Linked DNA regions of Homo sapiens: region 2 is linked to region 1. A link is an interaction called in ENCODE POLR2A ChIA-PET data of the cell type or tissue named here. Cell type or tissue: HCT116. All regions are shown on one strand. Links, peaks and the distances in the headings refer to the core of each region. The heading gives the core; the rest is flanking DNA.

Region 1 (17,034 bases), core at 8,532-11,031:
TACTAAAGGACATCATGGGCTAACGAATGCCAGACTCACCAAGTACCAGACTTTGCTCTGTGAAAATCCCCGTATAACCATTGAAGTTTTTAACACCCTGCACCCCGCCACCTTGCTCCCAGTATCAGAGAGCCCTGTTGAGCATGACTGTGTAGAAGTGTTGGACTCAGTTTACTCTAGCAGACCTAACCTCCAGGACCAGCCTTAGGCATCAGTAGACTGGGAACTATACGTGGATGGGAGCAGCTTCATCAACCCACGAGGAGAGAGATGTGCAAGATATGCGGTGGTAACTCTGGACACTGTTGTTGAAGCCAGATCGTTTCCCCAGGGCACTTCAGCTCAGAAAGCTGAACTCATTGCTTTAATTCGGGCCTTAGAACTCAGTGAAGCTAAGAATGTCAACATTTACGCTGACTCTCAATATGCCTTTTTAACCCTTCTAGTGCATGGAGCATTATATAAAGAAAAGGGCCTATTGAACTCTGGGGGGAAAGACATAAAATATCAACAAGAAATCTTGCAATTATTAAAAGCAGTATGGAGACCCCACAAGGTGGCAGTTATGCATTGCAGAGGACACCAGCGAGCTTCCACCTTGGTGGGTTTAGGGAATTCCCGCGCTGACTCAGAGGCTCGAAAAGCAGCATCTGCCCCATTCCGGGCATCAGTCACAGCCCCCCTGCTCCCTCAAGCACCTGATCTTGTACCTACTTATTCTAAAGAAGAAAAGGACTTTCTCCAGGCAGAGGGAGGACAAGTGATGGAGGAAGGATGAATTCGGTTACCGGATGGGAGAGTAGCTGCGCCACAGCTGCCAGGAGCTGCAGTTGTACTGGCTGTGCATGAAACCACCCATTGAGGTCAGGAATCACTTGAAAAGTTGTTAGGCTGGTATTTCTACATCTCACATTTGTCAGGCCTTGCCAAAACGGTGACGCAGTGGTGTGTTACCTGCCGACAGCATAATGCGAGGCAAGGTCCAGCCGTTCCACCCGGCATACAAGCTTATGGAGCAGCCCCCTTTGAAGATCTCCAGGTGGACTTCACTGAGATGCCAAAGTGTAGAGGTAACAAGTATTTACTAGTTCTTGGGCGCACCTACTCTCGGTAGGTGGAGGCTTATCCAACACGAACTGAGAAACCTCGTGAAGTAACTCGTGTGCTTCTTCGAGATCCTATTCTTAGATTTGGACTGCCCTTATGGATCAGCTCAGATAATGGGCCGGCGTTTGTGGCTGACTTAGTACAGAAGGTGGCAAAGATGTTAGGGATCACATGGAAAGTGCATGCTGCCTACTGGCCTCAGAGTTTCAGAAAGGTGGAGCGAATGAATCAAACTATCAAAAATAGTTTAGGGAAAGTATGTCAGGAAACAGGATTAAAATGGCTACAGGCTCTCCCTATGGTATTATTTAAAATTAGATGTACCCGTTCTAAAAGAACAGGATATTCCCCTTATGAAATATTATATCGTAGGCCCCCTCCTATATTGCGGGGACTTCCAGGCACTCCCTGAGAGTTAGGTGAAATTGAGTTACAGCGACAGCTACAGGCCTTATGAAAAATTACACAAACAATCTCAGCCTGGGTAAATGAGAGATGCCCTGTTAGCTTATTCTCCCCAGTTCACCCTTTCTCCCCAGATGATCGAGTGTGGATCAAGGACTGGAAAGTAGCCTCTTTGTGCCCACGGTGGAAAGGACCCCAGACTATCGTCCTGAGCACTCCCACCGCTGTGAAGGTAGAAGGAATCCCAGCCTGGATCCAACACAGCCATATAAAACCTGCAGGGCCTGAAACCTGGGAGGCAAGACCAAGCCCAGACAACCCTTGCAGAGTGACCCTGAAGAAGACGACAAGCCCTGCTCCAGTCACACCCAGAAGCTGACTGGTCCACGCACGGCCGAAGCCTGAGGAAGCTCATCATGAGATTCATTTTTCTTAAATTTTGGACTTATACAGTAAGGGCTTCAACTGACCTTACTCAAACTGGGGACTGTTCCCAGTGTATTCATCAGGTCACCGAAGTAGGACAGCAAATTAAAACAATCTTTCTGTTCTATAGTTATGAATGTATGGGAACATTAAAAGAAACTTGTTTGTATAATGCCACTCAGTACAAGGTATGTAGCCGAAGAAATGACCGACCTGATGTGTGTTATAACCCATCTGAGCCCCCTGCAACCGCCGTTTTTGAAAAAAGAATAAGAACTGGCCTTTTCCTAGGTGATACAAGTAAAATAATAACTAGAACAGAAGAAAAAGAAATCCCCAAGCAAATAACTTTAAGATTTGATGCTTGTGCAGCCATTAATAGTAAACAGCTAGAAATAGGATGTGGTTCTCTTAATTAAGAAAGGAGCTAAAGAGTAGAAAATAAATATGTTTGTCATGAGTCAGGGGTTTGTGAAAATTGTGGCTATTGGACATGTGTTATTTAGGCTACTTTAAAAAAGAACAAAAAGGACCCGGTTTATCTTCAGAAGGGGGAAGCCAACCCCTCCTGTGCTGCCAGTCACTGTAACCCACTAGAACTAATAATTACCATTCCCTAGATCCCCGTTGGAAAAAGGGAGAACGTGTAACCCTGGGGATCAATAGGACAGGGTTAAACCCTCAAGTTGCCATTTTAATTAGAGGGGAGGTCCACAAGTGCTCTCCCAAAACCAGTATTTCAAACCTTTTATGAGGAGCTGAATCTGCCAGCACCAGAACTTCCGAAAAAGACAAAAAATTTGTTTCTCCAATTAGCAGAAAATGTAGCTCATTCCCTTAATGTTACTTCTTGTTATGTACGCGGAGGAACCACTGTCGGAGACAGATGGCCTTGGGAAGCCCGAGAGTTGGTGCCTACTGATCCAGCTCCTGATATAATTCCAGTTCAGAAGGCCCAAGCTAGCAACTTCTAGGTCCAAAAACCTCAATTATTAGACAATACTGTATAGCTAGAGAAGGGAAAGACTTTATCATCCCTGTAGGAAAGCTTAATTGTATAGGACAGAAGTTGTATAACAGCACAACAAAGACAATTACTTAGTAGGGCCTAAACCACACTGAAAAGAATCCATTTAGTAAATTTTCTAAATTACAAACTGCTTTGGCTCATCCAGAATCTCATCAGGACTGGACAGTTCCCTCTGGACTATACTAGATATGTAGGCACAGAGCCTACTTTCAGTTACCTAATAAATGGGCAGGCAGTTGTGTTATTGGCACTATTAAGCCGTCCTTTTTCTTATTACCCATAAAAACAGGTAAGCTGCTAGGTTTCCCTGTCTATACTTCCCGAGAAAAGAAAGGCATAGTTATAGGAAACTGGAAAGATAATGAGTGGCCCCCTGAAAGGATCATACAGTATTATGGGCCTGCCACATGGGCACAAGATGGCTCATGGGGATACCGAACCCCCATCTACATGCTCAATTGGATCATACGGTTGCAGGCTGTCTTAGAAATAATTACTAATGAAACTGGCAGAGCTTTGACTGTTTTAGCTTGGCAAGAAACCCAAATGAGGAATGCTATCTATCAGAATAGACTGGCCTTAGACTACTTGTTAGTAGCTGAAGGAGGAGTTTGTGGAAAATTTAACTTAACCAATTGCTGCCTACAAATAAATGATCAAGGATAGGAGGTTAAAATGATCAAGGATAGTCAGGGACATGACAAAGGTGGCACATGTGCCTTTACAGATTTGGCACGAGTTTAACCCTGAGTCTTTATTTGGAAAATGGTTTCCAGCTATAGGAGGATTTAAACCCCTCATTGTAGGTGTATTGCTAGTGATAGGAGCTTGCTTGCTGCTCCCCCGTGTATTACCCTCGCTTTTTCAAATGACAAAAGGTTTTGTTGCTACTTTGATTCATCAGAAAACTTCAGCACAGGTGTATTATATAAATCACTATCGTTCAATCTCACAGAGAGACTCAAAAAGTAAAGATGAGAGCGAGAACTCCCACTAAAAGTGAAAATTCTCAAAGGAGGGAAATATGGTGTGAGACCACCACGTCTCCTGCTGTCCTTCCCAGTTCCTCCCCAACCTCCCTTTTTCCCTAGTTTATAAGACAGGAAAAAAGGGAGAAAGCAAAAAGCTGGAAAAAACAGAAGTAAAATAAATAGCTAGACGCCCTCGGCGCCACCACCTGGCCCCGGTGGTTAAAATATCAATAATATTAACCCCTGACCAAAACTACTGGTGTTATCTGTAAATCCCAGACATTGTATGAGAAAGCACTGTAAAAACTTTTTGTTCTGTTAGCTGATGTTTGTAGCCCCCAGTCACATTTCTCACGCTTACTTGATCTATTATGACTTTTTCGGGTAGATCCCTTAGAGTTGTAAGCCCTTAAAAGGGCTAGGAATTTCTTTTTCAGGGAGCTCGGCTCTTAAGACACGAGTCTGCTGACTCTCCCGGCCGAATAAAAAAACCTCTTCCTTCTTTAATCCGGTGTCTGAGGAGTTTTGTCTGCAACTCGTCCTGCTACTCTAGCTCTCCGTGACTCATCCCAACCCTTTTCATTACACACAGCCGAAGTGCAGCGCTGTGCAGTTGAAATTCTTACACAAGGACCAGGATCGCGTCCTGTAGCCTTTTTGTCCAAACAACTTGACCTTACCGTTTTAGGTTGGCCATTATGTCTCCGTGAAGCAGCTGCTGCCACCCTAATAGTTTTAAAGGCCCTTAAAATCACAAGCTATGCTCAACTCACTCTCTACAGCTCTCATAACTTCCAAAATCTATTTTCTTCCTCACACCTGCCACATATACTTTCTGCTCCCTGGCTCCTTCAGCTGTACTCACGCTTTGTTGAGTCTCCCACAATTACCATTGTTCCTGGCCCGGACTTCAATCCGGCCTCCCACATTATTCCTGATACCACACCTGACCCTCATGACTTCATCTCTCTGATCCATCTGACATTCACCCCATTTCCCCACATTTCCTTCTTCTCTGTTTCTCACCCTGATCACACTTAGTTTATTGATGGCAGTTCCACCAGGCCTAATCGCCACACACCAGCAAAGGCAGGCTATGCTATAGTACAAGCCACTAGCCCGCCTCTTAGAACCTCTCATTTCCTTTCCATCGTGGAAATCTATCCTCAAGGAAATAACTTCTCAGTGTTCCATCAGCTATTCTACTACTCCTCAGGGATTCTTCAGGCCCCCTCCCTTCCCTACACATCAAGCTCAGGGATTTGCCCCCACCCAGGACTGGCAAATTAGCTTTACTCAACGTGCCCCGAGTCAGGAAACTAAAATACCTCTTGGTCTAGGTAGACACTTTCACTGGATAGGTAGGGGCCTTTCCCACAGGGTGTAAGAAGACCACCAAGGTCATTTCTTCCCTTCTGTCAGACATAATTCCTCAGTTTAGCCTTCCCACCTCTATACAGTCTGATAGCAGACCGGCCTTTAGTAATCAAGTCAGCCAAGCATTTTTTCAGGCTCCTGGTATTCAGTGAAACCTTTATATCCCTTACAGTCCTCAGTCCTCAGGAAAGGTAGAACAGACTAATGGTCTTTTAAAAACACATCTTACCAAGCTCAGCCACCAACGTAAAAAGGACTGGACAATACTTTTACCACTTTCCCTTCTCAGAAGTCAGGCCTGTCCTTGGAATGCTATAAGGTACAGCCCACTTGAGCTCCTGTATAGACGCTCCTTTTTATTAGGCCCCAGTCTCATTCCAGACACAAGACCAACTTGGACTGTGCCCCAAAAAACTTGTCATCCCTACTGTCTTCTGTCTAGTCATACTTCTATTCACCGTTCTCAACTACTCATATATGCCCTGCTCTTGTTTACACTGGTGGTTTACACTGTTTCTCCAAGCCATCACAGGTGATATCTCCTGGTGCTATCCCCAAACCACCACTCTTAACTCTTAAATAAATAATCTTTGCTGGCAAGGCTATGCTGAACCTCCTTAGGCACTCTCTAATTAGATGTCCTAGGTCCTCCCAATTCTTCGTCCTTTAATGCCTGTTTTTCTCCTTCTCTTATTCCGTTTAGTTTTTCAATTCATACAAAACTGTATACAGGCCATCACCAATAATTCTAAATGACAAATGTTTCTTCTAACAACCCTACAATATCACCCCTTACCACAAAATCTTCCTTCAGCTTAATCTCTCGACTCAAGGTTCCCATGCCACCCCTAATCCCCCTTGAAGCAGCCCTTAGAAACATCGCCCATTATCTCTCCATACCACCCCCAAAAAATTTTCACCATCCTAATACTTTACCACTATTTCATTTTATTTTTCGTATTAATATAAGAAGACAGGAACGTCAGACCTCTGAGCCCAAGCTAAGCCATCATATCCCCTGTGACCTGCATGTACACATCCAGATGGCCGGTTCCTGCCTTAACTGATGACATTCCACTATAAAATAAATGAAAATGGCCTGTTCCTGCCTTAACTGATGACATTATCTTGTGAAATTCCTTCTCCTTGCTCATCCTGGCTCAAAAGCTCCCCTACTGAGCACCTTGTGACCCCCACTCCTGCCTGCCAGAGAGCACCCCTTTTTCCTTTACCTACCCAAATCCTATAAAATGGCCCCACCCCTATCTCCCTTCGCTGACTCTCTTTTTGGACTCAGCCCACATGCACCCAGGTGAAATAAACAGCTTTATTGCTCACAAAAAGCCTGTTTTGTGGTCTCTTCACACGGACGTGCATGAAAAAGAGTGTCCTATTTTTTTTTTTTTTTTTTTTTTTGAGAAGGAGTTTCACTCTTGTTGCCCAGGCTGGAGTGCAATGGCATGACCTCAGCTCACTGCCACCTCCTCCTCCTGGATTCAAGCAACTCTCTTGCCTCAGCCTCCCCAGTAGCTGGGATTGCAGGCATGCGCCACCATGCCCGGCTAATTTTGTATTTTTAGTAGAGATGGGGTTTCTCCATGTTGGTCAGGCTGGTCTCAAACTCCTGGCCTGAGGTGATCCACCCGCCTCGGCCTCCCAAAGTGCTGGGATTACAGGTGTGAGCCACTGCGCCCGGACAGTAGTGTCCTCTTATAAGGACACTTGTCTTTAGATGTACAGCCTACCTAAAATACCCCAGGAGAATCTCATCTCAAGATCCTTAACTTAATTACATCTGCAAAGACCCTTTTTCCAAATAATGCCACCTCAACAGATTCTAGGCACAAGGATCTGGATATATCTTGTGCAAATCCACCATTCAGCTCACTACACTAGAAAGAGGAAAAATAACGAAGTAACAAAAGGCGCAGAAGAAAGAACAGATGCAGCTTGTGTGGCAGTGGCCATCAAGGCAGGCTGGGGTAAAACTGTGTCAACAGAACCCCCAGATGGAACTCGAGTGCCGCCGTCTGCTCCCAGCTACTCACAGAGAACTTTTCTGTTTCTGACAGCAGAGTAAGAGAAGAGGTGGGAAGAGAGATAGCCCATTCTCTGTTGGCCTAATTCCTAAGGAATCATGCCTCTGCCTTCGGGCCATTCTCAAGTCTTGTTCAAGGATAAAATGATTTATTGATGGCCGTAATTATAAAGCAATGCCAACAGAAGCAGCCTCAGCATTTTTCATTTGTACTTACACATGAGCAAGAGCAGTTTAGGGAAACGGGTGCCTTCAGGTTCTATTTCTCCATCTAGAGAAGGGCTGCCTTCATGGAATGCTGGTCCTGGGGAGAAGCCTCATTTCTATAGCAGGAATTGATATAGTTTTAAATTCCAATTGGTACACGGAGCTACCCGTCCTCATTTCAAGCACTTCTGGTTTGTTCTGGGTTCAGTGGGTGAGAAATGAGTAGAACTCTGGGGAAGAGGATGTGGGGTGAGCGTGGTTTTGATACCCAGACAGAGCTGTTCTTCCATCAGTGTCTTGAATGTGATTCAGAAAGGGCTTCTCCACTCAAGATGGGAGTAATGAGCTGATTTAAGGCGGGTGATTGACTTGTTTTGGTGGCTATTTTTATACTAGCTGGTTAACGAGCTATTTTCTTCATTAGTTTCAGGCATGTGAGCTTAATGAAGCATTGGACCTCCCAAATTACAAGGGAAATATATAGCTTATATGGTAGGTTCAAAGGAGTTAGTGAACAAACACAGTAGGGCCACAAATTATTGTTAAAGACATGAATGCATGAAAGTGTATCTATGTCCAAATGGACTCTGCAACCATACTGTTCCACCTGAAAATTAGTAGATCGAAATTCCGCAAATGCTTGGACAGGGGATACTCTCAGAAACATTCTGACTAAAGAGCTTGGTTTCTTTTCACATCACTAAGGTAATTTCTTCCCGGATTGACTCTGGACTAAATCTTATGATACCTACTTGTTCTGATTGTACTTAGCCACCTGCAAATAAGGTGGGGGCAGTGGTAAGAGGAGCTGTTGAATGAAATTAAACATTTGTTGGATGCCTACTGAGGATAAAGCCCTGTGCTTTGTGCCAGGAAGATTCCAGAATAAATGAGGCACAGACCTACTCTCCGGAAGCTTTTGCAAACTAATGGAGAAAACACATCTGCGGGCAATGACTTATGGTATAAGAGGAAATGGGGCCAGGTACGGTGACTCACACCTGTAATCCCAGCACTTTGAGAGGCCAAGGTAGGTGGATCGCTTGAGGTCAGGAGTTCAAGACCAGCCTGGCCAACATGGCGAAACCCTGTCTCTACTAAAAATACAAAAAAAAAAACGAGCCACGCTTGATGGTGTGCACCCACAATCTCAGCTACTTGGGAGGCTGAGGCACAAGAATCACTTAAACCTGGGAGGTGGAGACTGTAGTGAGCCGAGATCCCACCACTGCACTCCAGCCTAGGAGACAGAGTGAGACTGTCAAAAAAAAAAAAAAAAAGGAAATAAGATTGATGTTGAATGGAAAATCTAAGCAGGATGCAGTGGCAGGAGAGCGCCCACTTGCCCAGCTCCAATAACACTTTTGACAGCCATGACAATATTGCAGGGACGCCCATTCCTCATGGTATCTGAAGCCCCATGAAGGCTTGCGTCTGGAGGCTGGTTCAGTCTTGACTTTAAGATCAGGGGATACAAGGAATGATTTTCATCTATCTCAAGACAATAGTCCAGCCAAAAATCTAGGTCTGAGATGATGAGAAAAAGCAAGTCATGAACCATGTCAGCCATTTCATCATCATCATCATCATCATCATCAAAAACAAAAGACAGACCTGTAACGGTCTTGTGTGCCTGGCTCTTGTCTTAGTTCAAAATATAGAAGTAAATTCTATGGCCAGTGAACAATGACTAAAATAGCTCTCATCACTGTTGTCTGCCACCATGTAAGATGTGCCTTTTGCCTTCCACCATGATTTTGAGGCTTCTTCAGCCACATGGAACTGTGAGCCCATTAAACCTCTTTTTCTTTATAAATTACCCAGTCTTGAGTAATAAAATAGTGGTTTGTCCACAACATCAATGAACGATGCTGTCACTTGTTTGAAACGCTTACCATTTAAGAGGTTTGGATAAACAACAACCTAAAATAAATAAGCACTAAGCAAACTCAGGGCTACATAATCCCTGTGGTGAGGTAACTGACAATGGGTACCACTGGGACAGTTTACTCTTAAATCACCTCTATCTACATGTGCCCAAGCAGTGAGATACTTGGTTTTAATCCTAAAAAATCATGGTGCACATTTACTCCTGCCTTCCAACTGGGCTCTAACGTCACCTCCTCAGAGAAGCCCTCTTTTCTGTGCTTCCACTCTGCTTTTTTTCAGCATTTAGTAGAGCATCAGTCACCATCCATATCTGGGAACAATGATTGTAAGAAACAGAAATCCATTTGCATGAGCTGGAGGGAAAGGAGCACACCTTATCTCTAATAGGCAAACTCATGGGCACGAGAAATAAATGAGAGGCCATGAGAGAATGGAAACTGCAGTTACAGAAACCAAAATGCCTCTTTCTGGCTCTCAGAAGCCCATTTTTTTTGAGACACAGTCTTGCTCTGTCGCCCAGGCTGGAGTGCAGTCGTGCGATCTCAGCTCACTGCAAGCTCCACCTCCCGGGGTTCATGCCATTCTCCCACCTCAGCCTCCCAATTAGCTGGGACTACAGGCACTCGCCACCACACCTGGCTAATTTTTTATATTTTTAGTAGAGACGGGGTTTCACCATGCGAGCCAGGATGGTCTCGATCTCCTGACCTCGTGATCCGCCCGTCTTGGCCTCCCAAAGTGCTGGGATTATAGGCGTGAGCCACCGTGCCCGGCAGCCCATGGTCTTTCCTATCAGCCCTGTGGACTTCCTTATCTCTGCTTCTCTCACTCACAACCAATTTTCCCTTCTTGCTGGTGGCCCATCATGGCAGCCAGCAGAGCCCACCACCAGCTGATCAGTCAGTTACTGGATATCTTGGAGTGGGAGGGAGGGAGGGAGGAGAGAGGGAGAGGGAGAGAGAGAGAGAGAGAGAGAGAGAGAGAGAGAGAGAGAGAGAGAGAGAGAACGACAATTGGGCTTCTGGCCAACCAATTGAGTATAGGGAGGGGAAGTACCATGGTACAAATATGGCGCCAAGACCTGCTTTCTAGCATGGCCAATGAGCAGGGAAATTGAGGGAAGGTACCTGCAAGCACAGCAGACATCTCAGAACATGCTCTCTGTTCTTAGTTCTCTCTCCTGCCTTCTCCTAGATTGTAAATATCACAAGACAATCTAGAATAGTACCTGGCTCAAAATATTTGAGAAAGAGAAAAAGGAAGGGATTGGATCAAACTCTGGACTTCATGGTTTCCTAAATTCACTCTGCAAGTTTTTGGGTTTTTTGTTTTTTGAGACAGAGTCTCGCTCTGCTGCCCAGGCTGGAGTGCAATGGCATAATCTTGGCTCACTGCAACCTCCACCTCCCAGGTTCAAGCAAATCCCCTGCCTCAGCCTCCTGAGTAGCTGGGATTACAGGCACGCACTGCTACACCAGTTAATTTTTGTATTTTTAGTAGAGATGGGGTTTCACCATGTTGGCCAGGCTGGTCTCGAACTCTTGACCTCGTGATCCACCCACATCGGCCTCCCAAAGTGCTGGGATTACAGGTGTGAGCCACCACGCCTGGCTGACTCTGCAAGTATTTAAGTGAATGAATGTCAGTCCCTGAGAATCAGAAGAAAGGCATTAAATCTCTGTTAGGTTTAATCCTGGTCAGCAGCTGTGGGGTGTCCTGGGTTTGGGATCAGTGGGATGAGGAACAAGCAGGTTCTCCAAACCACCACACAGGGAGGGGAGGTGTTAACTAGGCCAAAGATGATGGGCGGGGTACGTGCTTGGGTTTCAAACAGCTTATGCCAGGCCTAAAAACCGACGCTGAAGCAGAAACTGTATTAAGCAAATTGATGACACAATGGAGGGGGTCCGAAAGTTTAATATTGCCAAGAAGAATACAAATATTGATCATGCAATATGACATTGTTATCACACCATCTCCTGCTACACGCCAGGTTTCCTTTACCATGAGATAGAGGAGATTTGTGGATCTGACCTAACCCTCCAAATTGTAAGGTCCCTGAGAGTGGGCTCATGACATTCATGTTTTATAAATGTGGCATAAAGGCTCACACTGGCTGCCATGTGGCCCAATGCCAGTTCGTTGCTGCATTCAGAGAACCATCATTCCAGCATGCAAGCATACTTAAAGGCAATTGAAATGTTTACCGCCGTCCCTCAAGACCAACACCAAAGAAAAATTATTTTCAAAATGCATAGCAACACTTCTTAAAATCTTATTTTCCCATCTCTTTCTCTCTAACACATTGCCAGGAGTTTCCCAGGAGCAAAACTGTCAAAAAGACCCAGGAGCAAAATGATTAATGACTTCACAGTATCTGATTCTGATTTAGTTGGTTTAGAGTGGTGTCCGTGCATACGTATATTTTAATATCTTGCTGGGCACAGTGGCACACACCTGTAGTCTCAGCTACTCGGGAGACTGAGGCAGAAGAATCACTTGAGCCCAGGAGTTTGAGTCCAGCCTGGGCAACATAGCAAGACCCTGTCTCTGAAAAAAAAAAAAAAAAGCAAAAAGAAATCTCTCTCAGCTGCAGTCAGGGTTGATAACTAGTTGATCAAATAATTGTGGTAGCCAACCTTTGCAATGGACCTTAATATTCCCACCTCCTGGTGTTATTCATTGTGGAATCTGTCTTAGCTAGTCCTCAATTGGGTCTGGTATGCAGGCCCCACCTTGAGAGGCTAGTCCCACCTCCTACCCCACACATGGTTTTACACTTACTTTCAAGACTGGCCTAAAAATGTAAAATGTACTTGTTTTGACCTTGTTTCCAATGAAACAACTATTCTAAACACTCATTTAGGATGGTTGGGGAAATTTGAACACTGGCTAAATATTGAAGATATTTGCTTCCAAATAACCCAGCTTGGTAATGAGATGATGGCGGCTGAGGCTGGTGATAGGCACAGAGGGCTTCATTATCAAATAGAAACAAGTCGAAAAAACAGAATCTTTTCCATAATAAAAATGTAAGGTAAACACAAAAATGTATTGAGTGCATAAAAAGAATCTATGGTCTCACAGATATTAGCTTATAATTTGAACATCAAAAATAAAAGTGATGGCCAAGTGCAGTGGCTGATGCCTGTAATCCCAGAACTTTGGGAGACTGAGGTGGATGGATCACTCGAGCCCAGGAATTTGGGACCAGCCTGATCAACATAGTGAGACCCCCATCTCTAAAATAAATAAATATAAATAAAAGTGACTAGAATTGATTATAGAACATCAACTCTATTTGAGTCTATAAAGATTACTGGCAGGGGGGGGCAATGGGGAGAAGGAGAAAGAGAATATATTTGTGACCTAGATTATTTTCCTTAGTTTTGAGAGAATCTTCGGGTCTCCTGGGTCTTCTAGTCCAGTATTTATATTTATTTTATTTATTTTTTATTTTTTTAGATGGAGTCTCACTCTGTCACCAGACTGGAGTGCAGTGGTGCGATCTCGGGCCACTGCAACTTCCGCCTCCCAGGTTCAATCGATTCTCCTGTCTCAGCTCCCCATGTAGCTGGGACTACAGGTACCTGCCACTGCACCTGGCTAATTTTTGTATCTTTTGTAGAGACGGTGTTTCACCATATTGGTCCAGGCTGGTCTCGAACTCCTGACCTCAAGTGATCCACCCACCTTGGCCTCCCAAAATACAAGGATTACAGGCATGAGCCACCACACCCTGCCTATTTTCCTTAGTATTCAAAGAACCTTTAGGTCCCCTGGGTGCTCTAGCCCAGTATATCTCAAACTTTGCTGCACTGAGGACCTTGTCGAAATGCAGGTTCTCAGCTGGGAGGCTCAGTGGGCCAGCAAGTCTGCATTGGTTTAGGAAGCTCACCCTGAGTAGCAAGTTTCAGTGAGGACCAGGCAGGCCCGTGCCTGCCAACCCCCTCTCAGCTGGGCTTAACTCTGGCTCTCTCCCGCCAGGGTTCCTCCCCTCAAAATAGGAGCTATTTTCAAAAAGTCTCTTGGAAAAAAGGCCCTGTTTTAAAATCGGGGTGTTTACCACGGGGTTTGAAGACCTTTGCCCAGACCCCCGCAACCAACTTAGAACTGACGTTTTTACTTTTGAAGGCCCCACTCCACACCATATTAAATTCATTAAAATCAACCGCCATGACAGGCGTATCTCAGGCATCACGCCCTCAGAACGGAGTTGCAGCTGACCACTTGACAATGTTGCAAAGCATTAAACATGCATTCATTTCAGCCTTGCAGTTTTCACATTTAGGAGCCAATTGTCTTAGGTCTAAAGCATTCATGTCCAAGCATTGTTATGGGCCCCAGACACTATGCTTCCCAGCCTTTATGGCATCTGCAATGTTGGTTCCCACCCCTGGGTTCTGGCCGGCTAGCCCACACCACCTCACTGCTCCCCCATTCAAGTGTGCCTTAGGTGTGTGGTTTCCAGACTCATCTACACTTTAGGATCACCTGGGATTTTTTCAGTGTTCCAAAACCCAGGTCACACCCCACCCCAGAATAATTAAACCTCAACCTCTGGAATGGGACATAGCATCTGTTTTTTGTTTTTTGTTTTCTTCGGTTTTTGAGACAGAGCCTCACTCTCTTACCCAGGCTGGAGTGCAGTGGCACAATCATAGCTCACTACAGCCTCCAACTCCTGGGCTCAAGCAACTTTCAGGTCAATGCAGTAGGTCAGGGCTTCGAACATGGAGATACCTGCAGTTATCTTGCACCCTGCTCTGAGTTTCACCCTGAGCCTCACTCTCGTAGGTGGTGAAGCATGAAATGCAGGGATAGCTGCTTTAAAACCCAGCACAAGGCTGGGCGCACTGGCTCACACCTGTAATTCCAGAACTTTGGGAAGCCGAGGTGGACAGATCACCTAAGGTCAGGAGTTCAAGACCGGCCTAGCCAACATGGCAAAAACCCATCTCTACTAAAAATACAAAAATTAGCTGTGCGTGGTGGTGCACGCCTATAGTCCCAGCTACTCGGGAGGCTGAGGCAGGAGAATCGCTTGAACCCAGGAGGCGGAGGCTGCAGTGAGCCAAGATCGGGCCACTGCCATCCACCCTGGGCAACAGAGCGAGACTGTGTCAGAAAAAATGAAAAACCAGCAGCAGCCTGAAGAGCCTGTGTATTGCGTGGGGTACTTTGCTGCCCTTGGGCAGAATCTGCATCCCTCCCAGCCAGCAGGCGCTGCGGACCGTCTCCTCCCTCTCCCTCCAGGCTCCTGTTTTCCCGCTGTCCCCGCTCCTGCTGCAGCAGTCCCTCTGCCCTCCGTTCCAAGTGCCAGGCCGCGGCCACCTCAGAGCTTGCACCAGCTGTTGCCACTGCCTGGAACTTGCTCGTCCTGCACTCGGCTTCTCTCGGCTTTAGCTGGGGTGTCACCCTGAGCGTCCCCTCCCCTCCATCCTGTCCCCAGGGACACACGCTCCAAGAGAGCAGTTGCCGAGTGGGCCTTCCCGCCTCTTCCATAGAGCCAGACAGTTGGCGACTGTCCTCACTGTAAACCCTGGTTCACACTGGCTCCCCTGGGAGGGAGGTGGTTTGGGCCCACGTGCCCTGCGTTCTTGCTCAGAATGGGCGTTAGAAATGCTGCCATAGCCTGTGCCACTGCAGTGGAAGCATTTTTAGGAAACGGCTTATATCATAAGACAAACTTCAGATGCATGGGGCCAGAACGCTGTGTCCATCTACATCTTTGCTGGGGGATCGGGTAGCCTGGAGTTTGCCCTCTGCTGTGTTGGCTTGAAGCTCATAGGAGGCTTAAGACGGGCTCTCGAGCAACCAACGTTCTGTCCTTTGCGGTAGACTGTGAAGCATCCTGTGTGTGTGAAGCACCGGCCGTCAGTCAAGTATGCCCGGTGCTTTCTCTCAGAACTCATCAAAAAGGTCAGTTATGGGGAGTGTCCGCCCAGTAGCCAGACAGCATAGCCACCTGCGTGCTGGAGCCCCCGTCCTTCCCAGGCCCTGGGCCTGCTTTGCAAACCCCAGCGTGGCAGGGGCCTAACCAGGCAACTGGCTGCAGCCGCGTGTGACCCATGGGAGACAATGCAGGATGGGAAGAAGGGGAGGCCAGCGTCTCTCCCTCACTCTGCCTCCTGGGGTTTCTGCCGCAGCTGCTGCTCTGGGGCCCCAGCTCCTAGCATATGGATTCTCATTCCTACCAGGCTGGCCCAGCCCACAGCACTGGAACCCTCACCCACACCCTCTGTCCTACCCGCCGAAGGGTTTGGAGTTTCCTACTCTTGTCTGTCTCTGGGTTGCCCCACGGGCCCCTGTTGGAAGGTTTAGCTCTTGCCATAACTTTGGAACTAGTTCCTCTGGTGAATTCTCCGCATTGATCCTGCTGGAATGTGCTCTTTCCTGACTGATACAGGATGGATTTTATTTTTTACTTATTTATTTTTTTGAGACAGAGTCTCACTGTGTTGCCCAGGCTGGATTACTGTGGCACAGTCTCGGCTCCCTGAAACCTCTGCCTCCTGGGTTCAAGCAACTCTCGTACCTAGCCTCCTAAGAAGCTGGGACTACAGGCACATGCCACCATGCCTGGATAATTTTTGTATTTTTAGTAGAGACAGAGTTTCACCATGTTGGCCAGGCTGGTCTCGAACTCCTGACCTCAGGTGATCCACCTGCCTCGGCCTCCCAATGTGCTGGGATTACAGGCATGAGCCACCGCACCTGGCCTAGGATGGATTTTAAAGATGGGCCCGAACATGCAGCGTTTGACATAAGGATGTCGAGAGGCCATTCCTCAGTAGGCAGTAGCAGACCTGCTGAGTGAAAGGGCCACACTTTTAGCAAGTAAACAATCCCCTGCTTCTCCAATACCTGCTTTCTCCCTAATCCTCCCCAAAAGGGTGCATCTGTAGTCACCAGCAGGTCTGCCCTGTGCCACCAGGAGAGGGCAGCAGTCACCCAGTGTATCTTGCTGCTGCCCTGTGAATCTTAGGATGGGGCCAGCCGTGGAGAAGCAGCCTGCTGACAGCCACAGCCTACAGCATGGGCCGCCCTCACAGTTCTGCCTGGGCTCACTTAAAAGCACCTTTTGTTTTCCTCCTCTCTGTCATGGTCATGTGGCAGCTCTCACGGATCCTTGTCTCCTGCCCTAGACTACACCTAACACTACCCTCTCAACACCTCTCGTTGAAGGCCCTCCCATCCAGGTTTCCCTACCAAGTGAATTTTTTTTTTAGAGACAAGGTCTCTTGCCCAGGCTGTCCTCGAACTCCTGGGCTCAAGCAGTCCTCCCATGTCAGCCTCTAGAGTAGCTGGGACTATTCGGCACACACCACCAAGCCCAATGAAGTGAATATTTTATATGCCAGCTGGCCAGTATTACACCATTCCATCCCAAATCTCCCCTCCAAACTTGGTGAAATCATCTGACCATTTTTACAGATTAGAACGAAAGCAAACAAGCTCTCACTCTGCCTGCCCCCAGCAGGAGGCTGTCCACACGGAGCCTTTGGACGAGCTGTACGAGGCGCTGGCGGAGACCCTGATGGCCAAGGAGTCCACCCAGGGCCACCGGAGCTATTTGCTGG
Region 2 (5,430 bases), core at 2,648-5,147, 490 kb after region 1:
CTGAGGTGGGAGGATCGCTTGAGCCTGGGAGGTGGAGGTTGCAGCGAGCCAAGATCACACCACTGTACTCCAGCCTGCAGAACAGAATGAAACACTGTCTCAAAAATAAAATAAAATAAAATAAAATTTGTATACTACCAGTTTCCCAAAAGAGATTTCTTTGAAATTAAATTGTTTTGTAGGGTTTTGTTATTGTTTGTAACATTAAGTTCACAATACCTTTACTTATACTAACAAAAGTTTATGTAGAAACATTATCTTATTGCTAAGTACAAATCCTGTTTTTAAAAGAACTATTACTTTTAAGAATTTGGCAGGCATGAGGTGGGGCATGGTGGCTCATGCCTGTAATCCCAGCACTTTGCGAGGCCGAAGCGGACGGATCACCAGAGATCAGGAGTTTGAGACCAGTCTGTCCAACATGGTGAAACCCCATCTCTACTAAAAATACAAAAAAAAAAAAATTAGCTGGGTATGGTGGTGCGTGCCTGTAATCCCAGCTACTCGGGAGGCTGAGGTCGGAGAATCGTTTGAACCCGGAAGGCAGAAGTTGCAGTGAGCTGCGATCGCACCACTGCACTCCAGCCTGGGTGACAGAGTGAGACTCTGTCTCAAAAAAAAAAAAAAAAAAAAAAGGATTTGGCAGGCATGGTAGCTCATGCCTGTAATCCTAGCACTTTGGTTTGGGAGGACGAGGTGGGTGGATCGCTTGAACTCAGGAATTTGACCAGCCTGGGCAACGTGGCAAAACCCGTCTCTACAAAAAATACAAAAATTAGTCAGGTGTTGTGCTGTGCACCTATAGTCCCAGCTACTTAGGAGACTGAAGCAGGAGGATCACTTGAACCTTGGGAAGTCGAGGCTACAGTGAGCTGAGAGTGGGCCACTGTGTTCCAGTGTGGATGACAAAGTAAGACCCTGTCTAAAAAAAGAAAAAGAAAAAAAAAAGTCGAGGCCAGGAGCAATGGCTCACGCCTGTAATCCCAGCACTTTGGGAGGCCAAGGCGGGCAGATTACAAGGTCTGGAGTTCGAGACCAGCCTGGCCAACATAGTGAAAACCTGTCTCTACTAAAAATACAAAAAATAAGCCGGGTATGGTGACACACGCCTGTAGTCCCACCTACTCGGGAGGCTGAGGCAAGAGAATCACTTGAACCCAGGAGGCAGAGGTTGCAGTGAGCCGAGATCCACCACTGCATTCCAGCCTGGGCAACAGAACGAGACTCCGTCCTCCCCGCCCCCCCAAAAATAAATAAATAAATAAATGTAAATATATAAATAAATATATGTGTGTGTATATATATATATATATATATATATATATATATATATATACACACGATCATAGGCACAACCTACTACTGAATTAATGGTGGCTCAGCGTTTTGGTTATATATTTGCATGCCACACATACGTATCACGATATGTTTGTGTGTATGTAATTACGGAGAGATTAGGCAAAGTTGAACAAGCATCATTTGAAAATAAACTTTGTTTTCATGCATACATAAAATTAGAGAACTTGTTTTACCTCACCCTTAAGTTTTAAATAGTTTATTTATTTTATTTATTTTTTTCAGACGGAGTCTTGCTCTGTCGCCCAGGCTGAAGGGCAGTGGTGGGATCTCGGCTCACTGCAACCTCCGCCTCCCAGGTTCAAGTGATTCTCGTGCCTCAGCCTTCCAAGTAGCTGGGATTACAGGTGCCCAAAACCATGCCTGGCTAAGTTTTTTGTATTTTTAGTAGAGATGGGGTTTCCTCATGTTGGCCAGGCTGGTCTCGAACTCCTGACCTCAAATGATCCGCCTGCCTCAGCCTCCCAAAGTACTGTGATTACAGGCGTGAGCCACTGCACCTGGCCCAGTCTTGGGTACTTTAAAGAAACTCCTAGATGGCATATTTCATCCATAGATACTACATTCTAGTCCTAGTTGATAAAGACTTTTTATCACACCAACAAAGTTAGTACTTCTTTTTTTTTGAGATGCAGTCTCGCTCTGTCGCCCAGGCTGGAGTGCAGTGGCACATCTCGGCTCACTGCAAGCTCCGCCTCCCGGGTTCACGCCATTCTTCTGCATCAGCCTCCCGAGTAGCTGGGACTACAGGCGCCCCCCCAGCAAGCCCGGCTAATTTTTTCTATTTTTTTTAGTAGAGATGGGGTTTCACCGTGCTAGCCAGGGTTGTCTTGATCTCCTGACCTCGTGATCTGCCCGCCTCGGCCTCCCAAAGTGCTGGGATTACAGGCGTGAGCCACCGTCCCTGGCTAGTAATTCTTAAATATCATCTAACAGTCTATGTTCAAATTTTCCTGTCTCAAAAACATCTTTTTATCTCTGATCAATGGTGTCCAGCAAAAAAAAAAAAAAAAAACCAAAAACATATTTTTTATGGTTTGTCAATTTGAAGCACATCCAAAGCCTGCACGTAGCAGAAGCAGATTATCACTTTTTTTCTTTCTTTCCTTCTTTTTTTTTTTTTTTTTTTTTTTTGGAGGGAGGGTCTCTCTCTGTTGCCCAGGCTAGGGGGCAGTGGTGCCATCATAGCTCACTGCAGTCTTTAACTCCTTTAACTCCTGGGCTCAAGCAATCCTCCCACCACAGCCTTCTGAGTACTTAGGACTACAGGCCCATGCCAAGACACCTGGCCAATTCTTAAATTTCTTGTAGAGACGGAGGTCTCACTATGTTACCCAGGCTGGTCTCCAACTCCCGGGCTCAAGTGATCCTCCCGCCTCAGCCTCCCAAAATGCTGGGATTACAGGTGTGAGTCACCATGCTCAGCCTGGCCCACTTTTATAACTAAAGGCTTAAAACTCACCAGCAACAGCCACGCTTTTAGAGTATATAGTAGTGCGTGCTGTGGTGGTATTTAGTAACTAACCCATCAAAAAAACTAATATATGCACATATATACATACTTTTTTTTTTTTTTTGAGTTGGAGTCTCAGTCTGTCGCCAGGCTGGAGTGCAGGGCGCGATCTCGGCTCACTGCAACCTCTGCCTCCCAGGGTCAGCGACCTCCCTGCCTCAGCCTCCTGAGTAGCTGGGACTACGGGTGCGCACCACCACGCCCAGCTAATTTTTGTATTTTTAGTAGAGACGGGGTTTCACCATGTTGGCCGGGATGGTCTGGATCTTTTGACCTTGTGCCCTATCCGCCTCGGCCTCCCAAATTGCTGGGATTACAGGCGTGAGCCACCGTGCCCGGCCCATACACATACATTTATTGTACATTTTACTGATTCAAAGAATGTTGTGTTGGAGATCCCCCAAACCACCTTCAAGTTGAGTGATTTTTTTTTTTTTTTTTTTTTTGAGACAGAGTCTCTCTCTGTCACCCAGGCTGGAGTGCAACTGCAATCTCGGCTCACTGCAACCTCTACCTCCTGGGTTCAAGGGATTTTCCTGCCTCAGCCTCCCAAGTACCTGGGATTACAGGTGCATGGCAGCACGCCTGGCTAATTTTTATATTTTTAGTATCACCATGTTGCTCAGGCTGGTCTCAAACTCCCGACTTCAAGTGATCTACCTGCCTCGGCCTCCCAAAATGCTGGGATCACAGAAGTGAGCTACTGAGCCCGGCCATGTTCTATGATTTGCTAGAAGCACTCAGGCTCAGAAAGGCTGTCATACTTATGGTTGTAGCTTATTACAGTGAATGGATATGGATTCAAATCAGCAAAGGAAAAGGTGCATAGGGCAGTGTCTGGGAGACGCCAGGCATAAGCTTCCTTTCACAGTGGAGTCATATATATATCCTTAATTTGCCCAGCAACAATGTGTGACAACATGCATAAAGTATGTCCAACTAGGGAAGCTTCCCTGAGCCTGGGTGTCCAAGGGATTTTATTAGGCTCGGTCATGTAGGCATGGAGCATCCGTGTGACTCACCTTACCTACTCAGTCTCCAGCCACCCACCCAGAGGTTAACCTAATACAGCATGGCGCAAGGCTGCCACCACCAACCCACTGTTAGCATAAACTACTAGATGTTGCCCAAGGCCTGAGATATACAAATACACTCCTATCAAGTAGAATATTCCAAGGGCTCAGAAGTTATGTTTTAGGAGCTGGTCAAGAGCCAATCCTTTCTTTAGAATGTGCATACCCCAGACCTGTTGTGATAACACTGTGCTGCATAGATGTGTAGCAGATAATTTATTACACAAATAATAATGATGACATATAATACTCTTTACTATAATTCCAGATTTCCAGATAGCCTGTCACAGATGCTTTTTTTTTTTTTTTTTTTGGAGACAGTCTTGCACTGTCGCCCAGGCTGGAGTGCAGTGGCACGATCTCAGCTCACTGCAACCTCTGACTCCCAGGCTCAAGTGATTCTCCTGCCTCAGCCCCCCGAGTAGCTGGGACTACAGGTGCCTGTGCCACCATGCCCGGCTAATTTTTGTATTTTAGTAGAGATAGGGTTTCACCATGTTGGCTAGGCTGGTTTCGAACACCTGACCTCAAGTGATCTGTCCACCTCCCAGAGTGCTGGGATTACAGGTGTGAGCCACCGCACCTGGTCAATGCCCAGAATTTTCATCAGCCCAGTGAAATACCCTTGTCTAAAAATGTATTTGTTCACAGACCTTGCAAGCTTGTATTTTAATTTTATTATTATTAGTTTCATTTATTCTGAAACTTTTGGTACAGATCTTGCAATGTTTTTACTTTTTCTTTTAAGAGACAGGGTCTCGCTATGTTGCCCAGGCTGGTCTCAGCCTCAAGCCAGCTTGCCACCTGGCTGATGTTGCAATGTTAACATTAATTTCCTGGTACTGTTCTCTGACTTCCATCTTCTCCTTCCCAAGCCCTGCCATACCGCTCCAGCCCCACCCCTGCCTCTCATTCCTTCTACTTACTCTTTTTTTTTTTTTTTTTTGAGACAAAGTCTTACTCTGTCGCCCAGGCTGGAGTGCAGTGGCGTGATCTCAGCTCACTGCAACCTCTGCCTCCCAGGTTCAAGTGATTCTCCTGCCCCAGCCTCCTGAGCAGCTGGGATTACAGGCACGTGCCACCACGCCCACCTAATTTTTGTATTTTCAGTAGAGATAGAGTTTCACCATGTTGGCCAGGCTGTTCTCGAACTCCTGACCTCAAGTGATCCGCCTGCCTCGGCCTCCCAAAAGTGCTGGAATTACAGGCGTCAGCCACCGTGCCTGGCCCCACTTACTCTACACATAATCAGTTATTCATTCATTGAGAATTTAAGAATGCCTAGAATGTGCTCTATTACATTCATAGGAGTGAATAAGATGGACAAGGTGCCTCTGCTCGTGAAACTTACACTTTTAAGGGAGGAGGTAAGAGATAATAAACATGATGTAATGTCAGGGGCTCATTATGTGCCATGAAGGAAACTAAAGCAGCGTAAGGAACAGAGCCTGACAGTTTTGCTGTTTTAGCTAAGGTGGTCAGGGAAGG

The links. Peaks named below come from ENCODE experiments on the same cell type or tissue, not always from the same donor. Only the 100,000 strongest peaks of a DNase experiment are listed, where the experiment ranks them.
Region 2: POLR2A ChIA-PET joins it to region 1 with 5 read pairs; 2 of 35 experiments call an interaction of 5 or more read pairs at or near these places.

Annotation. Positions count from the first base shown.
Region 1 is chr7:6,937,862-6,954,895 of GRCh38, reverse strand. It overlaps LOC112267992, which reads left to right. Exons shown (of 2, transcript XR_002956537.2): 2 at 1,647-4,446. It also overlaps the pseudogene FAM86LP. Among named protein-coding and RNA genes, the nearest start is that of CCZ1B, 120 kb to the right of the region's middle. RefSeq lists enhancers at 6,184-6,684, 6,685-7,185 and a silencer at 16,504-16,563. In HCT116, for the core only: no CTCF peak of the experiment used is centred there; no DNase peak of the experiment used is centred there.
Region 2 is chr7:6,452,375-6,457,804 of GRCh38, reverse strand. No RefSeq gene overlaps it. Among named protein-coding and RNA genes, the nearest start is that of DAGLB, 7.1 kb to the right of the region's middle. In HCT116, for the core only: no CTCF peak of the experiment used is centred there; a DNase peak (open chromatin) is centred at 3,844.